Regions from separate parts of the Homo sapiens genome. Here region 1 is linked to region 2. A link is a loop called in an ENCODE intact Hi-C map of the cell type or tissue named here. Cell type or tissue: testis. All regions are shown on one strand. Links, peaks and the distances in the headings refer to the core of each region. The heading gives the core; the rest is flanking DNA.

Evidence for each region. Hi-C counts contacts between places; a loop is a spot of excess contacts. Peaks named below come from ENCODE experiments on the same cell type or tissue, not always from the same donor. Only the 100,000 strongest peaks of a DNase experiment are listed, where the experiment ranks them.
Region 1: it touches region 2 in a loop (7-fold over the local background); 1 of 110 quality-filtered maps calls a loop at or near these places.

What each region holds. Positions count from the first base shown.
Region 1 is chr6:43,826,381-43,830,773 of GRCh38, reverse strand. All of the region lies in intron 1 of LOC105375070 (a long non-coding RNA gene), which reads right to left. Among named protein-coding and RNA genes, the nearest start is that of LINC02537, 24 kb to the left of the region's middle. In testis, for the core only: no CTCF peak of the experiment used is centred there; a DNase peak (open chromatin) is centred at 1,883.
Region 2 is chr6:43,610,273-43,614,665 of GRCh38, reverse strand. POLH (DNA polymerase eta) reads right to left here. Exons shown (of 11, transcript NM_006502.3): 10 at 3,943-4,112; 11 at 1-1,006. The coding sequence ends at 109. Among named protein-coding and RNA genes, the nearest start is that of GTPBP2, 17 kb to the left of the region's middle. RefSeq lists a silencer at 2,480-2,705. In testis, for the core only: no CTCF peak of the experiment used is centred there; no DNase peak of the experiment used is centred there.

The DNA of each region.
Region 1 (4,393 bases), core at 330-4,329, 220 kb before region 2:
CATCTGCTCGTTGGGGGACCTCAGGTGAGTCCTTCACTTTACCTGCAACCCAGTTTCCCCAACTGTGCAATGAAAGAGCTGGATACTGACTAAGACTTCTTCAGCTCTGATGTTTTATGTTCTTGACTCTGAGAAGCTGCTTTTTTGCCCATGTCTTCAGGCCAGAGTTTCTGGGATGCTGACCTTGAGCCTCAAACTAAGCTGCTCTGCGGTCCCAAGCTGGGTCTGGGGTGCTGTTGACCTCAGACTGGAAGCTGACCCTAAATGCCAGATTCCTCAATACACACACACACACACACATTTGTATATTACCATGCCTGTAACAAATTGTAAAGACTGACAATTTGCAAAGAAGGAGACCCAGCATTTAAACACACAGGCAGGTTCCCAGGGGAGAGGATCCTACACGAAGCCTCCCTGGCCTCAGCAATGCCAGGCTGAGGGTTTAGGGTCAGGTGGCTTCTGTCCTCTCCTTAGAGGAATGAGTATCAGGAAAGAGACTAGGGATTGCATGGAGCAAGAATGGGTTTACAGAGAATAAATCATGTTAAATTAACCTTCTTTTCTTCCCAACGGGGTCTGTGGTCTCTGAGGGACACCATGGAAATTGTGATTCCAGTGAGACTAAAAGGGACATAAGCACCTATTCATTCACTGGCATTTCCCATCTTGTGATTCTTCCAATCCATAGGGTGCCAACCTGGAAGAATGGAATGATCTTTAGTGGAGGAAGTTAGGTCTCAGGGAAAACCTCCCCACTGACATGAGACCCCAGGGACCTCGCAACGTCCTGACAGGTCGCCCTAAGCTGATGTGCAGACCCCACCCCACCCATCCACAGGCAAGGAGAAGCCGAGTGACTTTTCCAGGTACCTTTAAATTTGGAGATGACTTGGGTGGTTCCAGTCTCTCTCTGGCCAGTTGCCCACTGGTTAAATCAAATGAGGTCAGGTGCATAGATCCTTCCTCAACAGCTTGGCCTTAGAAAGTCCTTTGCTCCCCAATACAACACTGCATTCCCCACATCCCAACCAGACGCCGTGTACATAAAAGCATGTCCAAATTAGAACTATATTAAGATACAATGTTTCACCTATCAGATTGGCAAAAATCCAAAAACAAATTGATAGCGCCCTTTGTGGGCCAGGCTGTGGGGAAATAATCACCCTCATGCATTGTTGGTGAAAGTTTAATTGTTACAATCTCAGTGGAGAACAACTTGGCAAGAGGAACAATCCCAGGTCTGGGAATCGATGCTATAGATGTACCTACTACGTGCGAAATGACGCATGTACAAGATTATTGACTGCAGGATTGTTTGTAAAAGCTAAAGATGGAAATGACCTAACTCAAGGAAAGCCTGGTTTAATACATGACAGATCAGCCATACAATGGAATACTATGCAGCTGTAAAAAAAAAATCAGGATATTCTTTTTGTACCATTAGTGAACATCCTCCAAAGACATGGAATTAACTCAAGACAGTTACGGAGCCATGTGCAAAGTACACGACCTTCTATAGAGAAAAGGGAGACATAAAAATATATATTATTTTCTTCTTGTAAAAGTAGAAATTTAAAAAATTACACCTTCCCTCACAGAGGCAGAGTAAAAGACTCAAGAACCCCGGAAGGAACTTGCCCTGCCCACTTCTCCGGGTTTGAATGGGGTGCAAATGAGGTAATGGATGAAAGTCAAGAGCTCTAGACACTGTCAGGGCCAAGGGGAAGGCATAGCCTGACCCTCTCTGGAATTAATGCCGTCCCGAGGCCTCCACCTTCATTGGCTAGGGTTTTCTCAGTTGCAAGCTAACCTCAGGAAATGAGTTTAAGCATACTCCCCAATGAGCTCATTAGGGCCAGTTGTCCTGGCCAATGAGAAAAGTGCAGGGGTGGGACTTAATATGTAAATGGCGCATTGGGTCCGGTGAAAGCAAATTCCTCTTAGGTCCCCCTTCAAAGAAGAACAAGCCTGCACACTGTTCACACTGCAAGTGATGATTTGGTTTCAGCAAGAGACATCACACTAAAGTGTGTGCCCTCCATTTGAAATCAGTTTGTTGTTTTCTTTGTAATTAAACTGCAAATTGATCCTTCTTTTTGAGTTGTATGTAAGCTGAACATGAAAAGTGTTTTGTATCTTGGTTGCATGTTTGCAGAGATCTAAGTGAATCTAATATTAAGGTAACACTGGGGTCCCTCAGGATTCTTTTCCTTTAAGTGAGGTCCTAGACATTATTCATGGCTGAAATAAATCTATTTGAGTACAAGTTTCTAGAAAGCCCGGGAAGAGTCTTTTTTCTTTTTGAATCCTCTTGGGAATACAGTAGGTGCCTAGGAAATGTTTGCTGAAATAATTATCTAATTTAAGAAGGATTCTAGGAGGGAAGCTGGTGAGGTCCTGCCCCCTGCCCCATTGGCTGCAGCTGGCAAGGAGGCAGGGGCTTCATCAAGGGGTGGCAGATAGGGCAGTGCCCAGCTCCCAGGCTTGGCCTGCATCTCCCAGGCTTGGCCTGCATCTCCCAGGCACCTGCCTGAGTACACAACCTCTTCCCTCGTGGGGCCTCTGGTTTCCTGCCTGGGAACGGGGGTGGGAGCAGTGGCTGACCAAGGCAGACCACTGCCCATGTCGGGCGTGGTTTCCCGAGTTGATGGGAGCACGTTCCTGAGATAGGGGTGCGATGGCCGGAATGTAAGGGGCCAGAGGCAGTGATAGACTGCGCCAGTCCAAGAGCTGAGCAAATATTGACCCTCAGCAGGACAGCCTCTTGAAAACCCTCCACAGGATGCCTCTCGCTGTTCCCCTATCTCTAGCCACCCTCATGGTAGGGTGCCTCCAGCTGGATGGAGGTGGGGTAGGGGCTGCTGATGCTCCCTCTGAGGCCCAAGCCCAAAACCCAGGCCCAGAGACACTGGGCTGGGGACACCAGGGTGGCCTTGCTGCTCCTGCAGTAGGGTTCTAGGTGCTTCCAGGCCTAGGTCTCACTGTTCTCTGGGCTCTCCAGCCTGGGTGTGGGTGGCATCTGGAATAGGATGTGGACCTCCCTAGAGCCAGGCTGTCCTTAAAATGCCCCAAGGAGGCCCTTGTCTCAGTTCATTCATTAAAAAAGAAACCCACTACGAGCCATCAACAACTGCATAGCAATCAACTGCCCTCTTAATTACCAAAAATAATAATGATAAGTAACATTTATTAAGGGCTTTCTGGGGCGAGCACAGTGGCTCACACCTGTAATCCCAGCACTTTGGGAAGCTGAGACCAGAAGATCACTTGAGGCCAGGAGTTCAAGACCAGGCTGGGCAACATAGCAAGACTTCATCTCCGCTAAAAATTTTAAAAATTAACTGGGTGTGGTGGTGTGTACCTGTAGTCCCAGCTACTCAGGAGTCTAAGGCAGGAAGATTGCTTGAGCCCAGGAGATCGAAGCTGCAGTGAGCTATGATCACACCACTGTACTCCAGCCTGGGCAACAGAGCGAGACACTTGTCTCTAAAACAAAACAAAACAAAACAAAAAGCTTTCTGTGGGCTGAGCGCTGTACTAAATGCTTTACATGTATCACTCATTTAATCTTTACAACCACCTTAAGAAATAGATATCATTTTTATCCCTAGTTTACAGATGTGGAAATTGAGGCACAGGGAGAGCGAGAAATGCCAAACAGAGAAAAGTATCTCAAATCTATTGTGTCATTCTCTGTGATGTAGAAATGTGGAGATGGGAGGTCCTTTGAGAAGGCTGTGTGCTGGCTTCCCTTTACAGATGGAGAGACTAAGACCTCTGTGGGGGAATGACTTTTGCAAGATCACTCTGGGCTATAGAGCAAGGGTGCCGAGTCAAAGGTGCTGCTGACTGGCCCACATTCCTAAGGAGCTGACCAGCTGACCGCTGACCCTTGGGGTTGCCTGAGGTCTTATCTTGCAAGAATCCTAAATGCTTCGTTTTCTTTTCCTGCAGCCCTGCTACTCTGGGCAAACACCCCAGCCCCTCCTCCATCCCACTGGGTATCTGTCTCCTTTGCCACCTCACTCACTCTGACCTTGGCATTTTCCCACATCACCCCAGCAAATTGCTTTCTAGGTCCCATCATTGGGCCTTCTCCTGTGGTTTCTCCAGTATGTTTTGGAAAAACCTCTATGGGTCTCAGTTACCCCACTTGGCCAATGAGGGCATTGGACTGGATGACCCAAGATCCCTCCCTCTCTAACTCTCAGGTGCTGGGAATCACAGATTCTAGTCTGCACTCTGTCTAGCATGGCTGCTCTCTCCATCTGGTCCTTGCTCAGACCCTGCAGGCAGCTGGGGTCTCCCTGTCACCTTCGCAGCCAGGTTGGAAGGAGGTCAAGAATGGAGACAAGAAGACTGACGGGTGGGTGAGCTCAGAGGGGAGTAT
Region 2 (4,393 bases), core at 229-4,228:
AATTTCATAATTCCCTTTCTCAGGGAAATCTGTAAAGATAAAATATTAAAGATAAAGATCTGTAAAGATAAAAAATATTAAATCCTACAGGCAAGCCTGAGGGCAGCACTAATGTGTTAATGGCTTAAAAAATGATTCCAATGTTTGCATGCCCTCAGGCCTGGGGCGTTTATTAGTGCAGGCCAAAGGGCTCTTGGGATTTCTTTTGCCTTGATGAGATACGGCAGAAACAACCTGGGGGTTTGAAGAGTGGGGCTGCAAAAAGGATTTCTGCAACTCCAATGCAAAATGATAGTCCATGTGTTCTGGCATATCCCATACCGGTACCAGGGAGCCACACTTCTCACAGGGCACTTGGTCCTCAGCAGCTAGAAGACTTGGATTTGGGGTTGCTTTCTGAGTCACCTCCAGCACAGATTTGGAAGCTGAAGAGGCGTGCATGCTTTGGCTGTTGTGGGCCAAATCCATCTCTGCAGGAGTTGCTTTAGAGGATTCTTCTAGCTTCGACACCCCTTCACAAACAGGGACACACCCTGGATACTCTGTTGGTAAAGAGTTTGGTAATGCTTTACAGTTGGACCATGGGTTTTGTTGGGGGGAAGAAACTGAAGAATTATTAAGCTGTTTCTGCTTTAGAAGCAGACTTTTCTGCTTAAAGAAGGGCTCAGTTCCTGTACTTTGACTGGTTTGAAAAGGTAATGAGGGCTTGGATGGTGAATTGCTCATGGGAGCCTGAGTGGGAGCAGTAAGAGATGAAAGCGAAGCTTCTTTAACTTTCTGCCTTTCTGCAGCTTTTTGGAAGAATGATTCCAGAGACGTGGTTGCTTTCTTAGTGGCTGTCACCGCTGGGCCACTTCCCTGGGTCTTAGCTTCTGAGCTGGTAACTGGCACCTTTGGCAGAGAACTTGGGTCACTGCTCAAGAAGCTGGTGATGTCTGTAGAAGATGAAGGGGCAGAGGCAGAAAATTTTGTAGCACAGAGGAAAAGCATTGTGAGAGGAGGAGACCTATACAGAAAGTAAAGAAATAAGATGATTAGCAATTTAGAAGATTAAAATAGTGACCTATTGCTAATTCCATGAATTGTATCTGTTTTATTTCACCATAGGACAGATTTAATCCATAGATGACTAGCATTCTGGTTCTGCCACAGAAATTATTCTTTACTGCAGTGGTTCTCAAACGTTAATGTGTATCAGAGATTAACAGACCTGGGATGACAGAGAATTTAATTTCCTAGGTGATGCTGATGTTATGTCTTGAGAACCACTAATTTAGCAACCACTCACCTCCCGACAGCTAGAGATTATTGTTTTTTATAAGGTACCACTGGAAAGCTGCTGTAATTCAGGGTTGGGGCAAGAAATTTTATTCAGGACAACAAAAAGCTTTAGAATATTTAGACTAGAAAGACTTGAAAAAATCCTCTTAGCCATTATCCTGTTTTTAAACAGGGCACTACCTAACCCTGACTGACTTACCACTCTGGAATTTCTAGAGAATGAAATTCCACAACTGCTTTTCGTTACTAGTCCCAATTTCAGAAACATTTTAAGAAATTCTTGTGATAGCCGGGAGCGGTGGCTCACACCTGTAATCCCAGCACTTTGGGAGGCTAAGGCGGGTGGGTCATGAGGTCAGGAGTATGAGACCAGCCTGACCAACATGGTGAAACCCCATCTCTACTAAAATACAAAAATTAGCTGGGTGTGGTGACACACGCCTGTAACCCAGCTACTTGGGAGGCTGAGGCAGAAGAATTGCTTGAACCCGGGAGGCAGAGGTTGCAGTGAGCGGAGATTGCGCCACTGCACTCCAGCCTGGGTGACAGAGCCAGACTCCCTCTCAAAAAAAAAAAAAAAAAAATCAGAAATTTTTGTCATAAAGTTCCTCATTGTGTCTAATCACTCAAATTTTCACATAAGCTGAATTTCAGAAGATGAAATATGCTTTTATGTACAGATTAGTCCTTCAATGAGGTAAAGGGTAAATGTCATTTTAAAGTTATTATTACACTATTGGCCGGGTGCAGTGGCTCACGCCTGTAATCCCAGCACTTTGGGAGGCCGAGGTGGGTGAAACACCTGAGGTCAGGAATTTGAGACCAGCCTGGCCAACATGGAGAAACCCTGTCTCTACTAAAAGTACAAAATTTAGCCGGGCGTGGTGGCGGGCACCTGTAATCCCAGCTACTCAGGAGGCTGAGGCAGGAGAATCGCTTGAACCCGGGAGGCAGAGGTTGCAGTGAGCCGAGATTGCGTCACTGCACTCCAGCCTAGACAACAAGAGCGAGATTCCGTCTCAAAAAAAAAAAAAAAAAGTATCCCAATATCCTCAGGTTTCATGCTTTGGGACAGTCTTATAATCAGATAATTTTGATGCTTCCCTGTGCATCACGGAGTTTCACACCGTTGGTGAGTAGTATTTGTTATAGTTTGTCAATTTATAACTTTTCAAATAAGGTTTCATGTGTACATTAGTACCACGGTTGTTATTTGGTTTTGTAAAACTTCAATATTTGAAAATAAATATATCAGGAAGTATTAAGTAAATTATTCTCAGAACAAAGACTTTATTTATTTATTTATTTATTTGTTGTTGTTGTTGTTGGAGACGGAATTTCGCTCTTGTTGCCCAGGCTGGAGTGCAATGGCGCAATCTCGGCTCACCGCAACCTCCACCTCCCAGGTTCAAGCAATTCTCCTGCCTCAGCCTCCCAAGTAGCTGGGATTATAGGCATCCACCACCATGCCTGGCTAATTTTTGTATTTTTAGTAGAGACAGGGTTTCACCATGTTGGCTGGGGTGCTCTTGAACTCCTGACCTCAGGTGATCTGCCTGCCTCGGCCTCCGAAAGTGCTGGGATTACAGCCGTGAGCCACCGCGCCCGGCCCTATGAACAAAGACTAGGAGACTCCACCATATTATAGGTCTGTACACATAATTATACTGCCAATATATTTAGATAAGTAATAAGCGATTAACTAAACTTTGATTTTATTTTGTATAATATTCAATATACATCTGTAAGTGAGCAACTGACTTACCTCTCTCTCATAATTATATTTCTATTGTGAATTTGGAATACTTTAAAAAAAGTAAGGGCTTTATTAAATATGCAATTAAAGGATTCCAATCCTGAAAATCATTAATATCTGGACAGAAAATGAAGATGCTCCAAAAAGAGGCTTATATTTCATGACCAACAGAAGTGAAGTTTACTAATGAATATGACATTTGGTATAATACCAGTGGAGCTTGTAACTGAGTTGGGATGTCAGATAGAGAATATCAGTGAACACAGGTCACCTTTATAATCAAGAAATATGCTTTTAAGATAGAACAATCAAGTAGTTTGAAGTTCCCAAATGTATCCTTGAAATTTGAGCTCTGTTCTCCAAGTGCAACTGGTCATTTCCCTGACCAAGCCAATACAGAGTAAGGGTCTAACCTCCTGGGAACTGGAATGTATCAGCTGTCGGCAAAGGATCTGTGCTGAGCTGTCTTGTTTCTGAGGTTGGTACTGTATTTTCTCCCAGAGTAACAGGTACTGGTAGTCTGAGTCAGAGTCTATCCCAGATGGAAGAGCTCAGATTCCTACTACTTGTAGAGCTAAGACAGAGATTCCTACTACTTGTAGAACTGAGACAGACCTCAGGTGATTCACCCACCTTGGCCTCCCAAAGTGCTGGGATTACAGGCGTGAGCCACTGCGCCCGGCCGATACTTTAATAATAACTTTAAAATGACATTTACCCTTTACCTCATTGAAGGACTAATCTGTACATAAAAGCATATTTCATCTTCTGAAATTCAGCTCATGTGAAAATTTGAGTGATTAGACACAATGAGGAACTTTATGATAAAAATTATGTCTTGTAGAGCTAAGACAGAGCTAAGAATCATCATCTATTCTGAGAAGATGAGCTAGAAAAGAACTCACCATTCTGTCTGGATTCCAGAAGTATTACAGTTCTTGATGACAGTAAATGCATCATGGCTCATCTTGTGAGCATCATAGCGGGTAAGGGCACAGCAGCGGCGCAGGCTGCTGAGGCGTTTGTCTCCTTGTACACGAATGCTCACAACCAGCTGGGTGGCTACCCTGTCATTCTGTGGGTGGAAAGGATGGAGACCAGAAATAAAGTTATGAGGAGCATCTGAATTCTAGGTACTGAACTGCAGGAGAGGAAATTAAAAGAACCAGGGTGACAATGGTTTGGAAACAGTAGTTTAAAAGTCAAGAATAAAGGTAAACTGAGTTCTGCAAAGAGTAAAGATAAAATATAAAAAAGAGAAAGAGGCCAGGCATGGTGGCTCACGCCTGTAATCCCAGCACCTTGGGAGGCTGAGACAGGTGGATCACCTGAAGTCAGGAGTTCGAGACTAGCCTG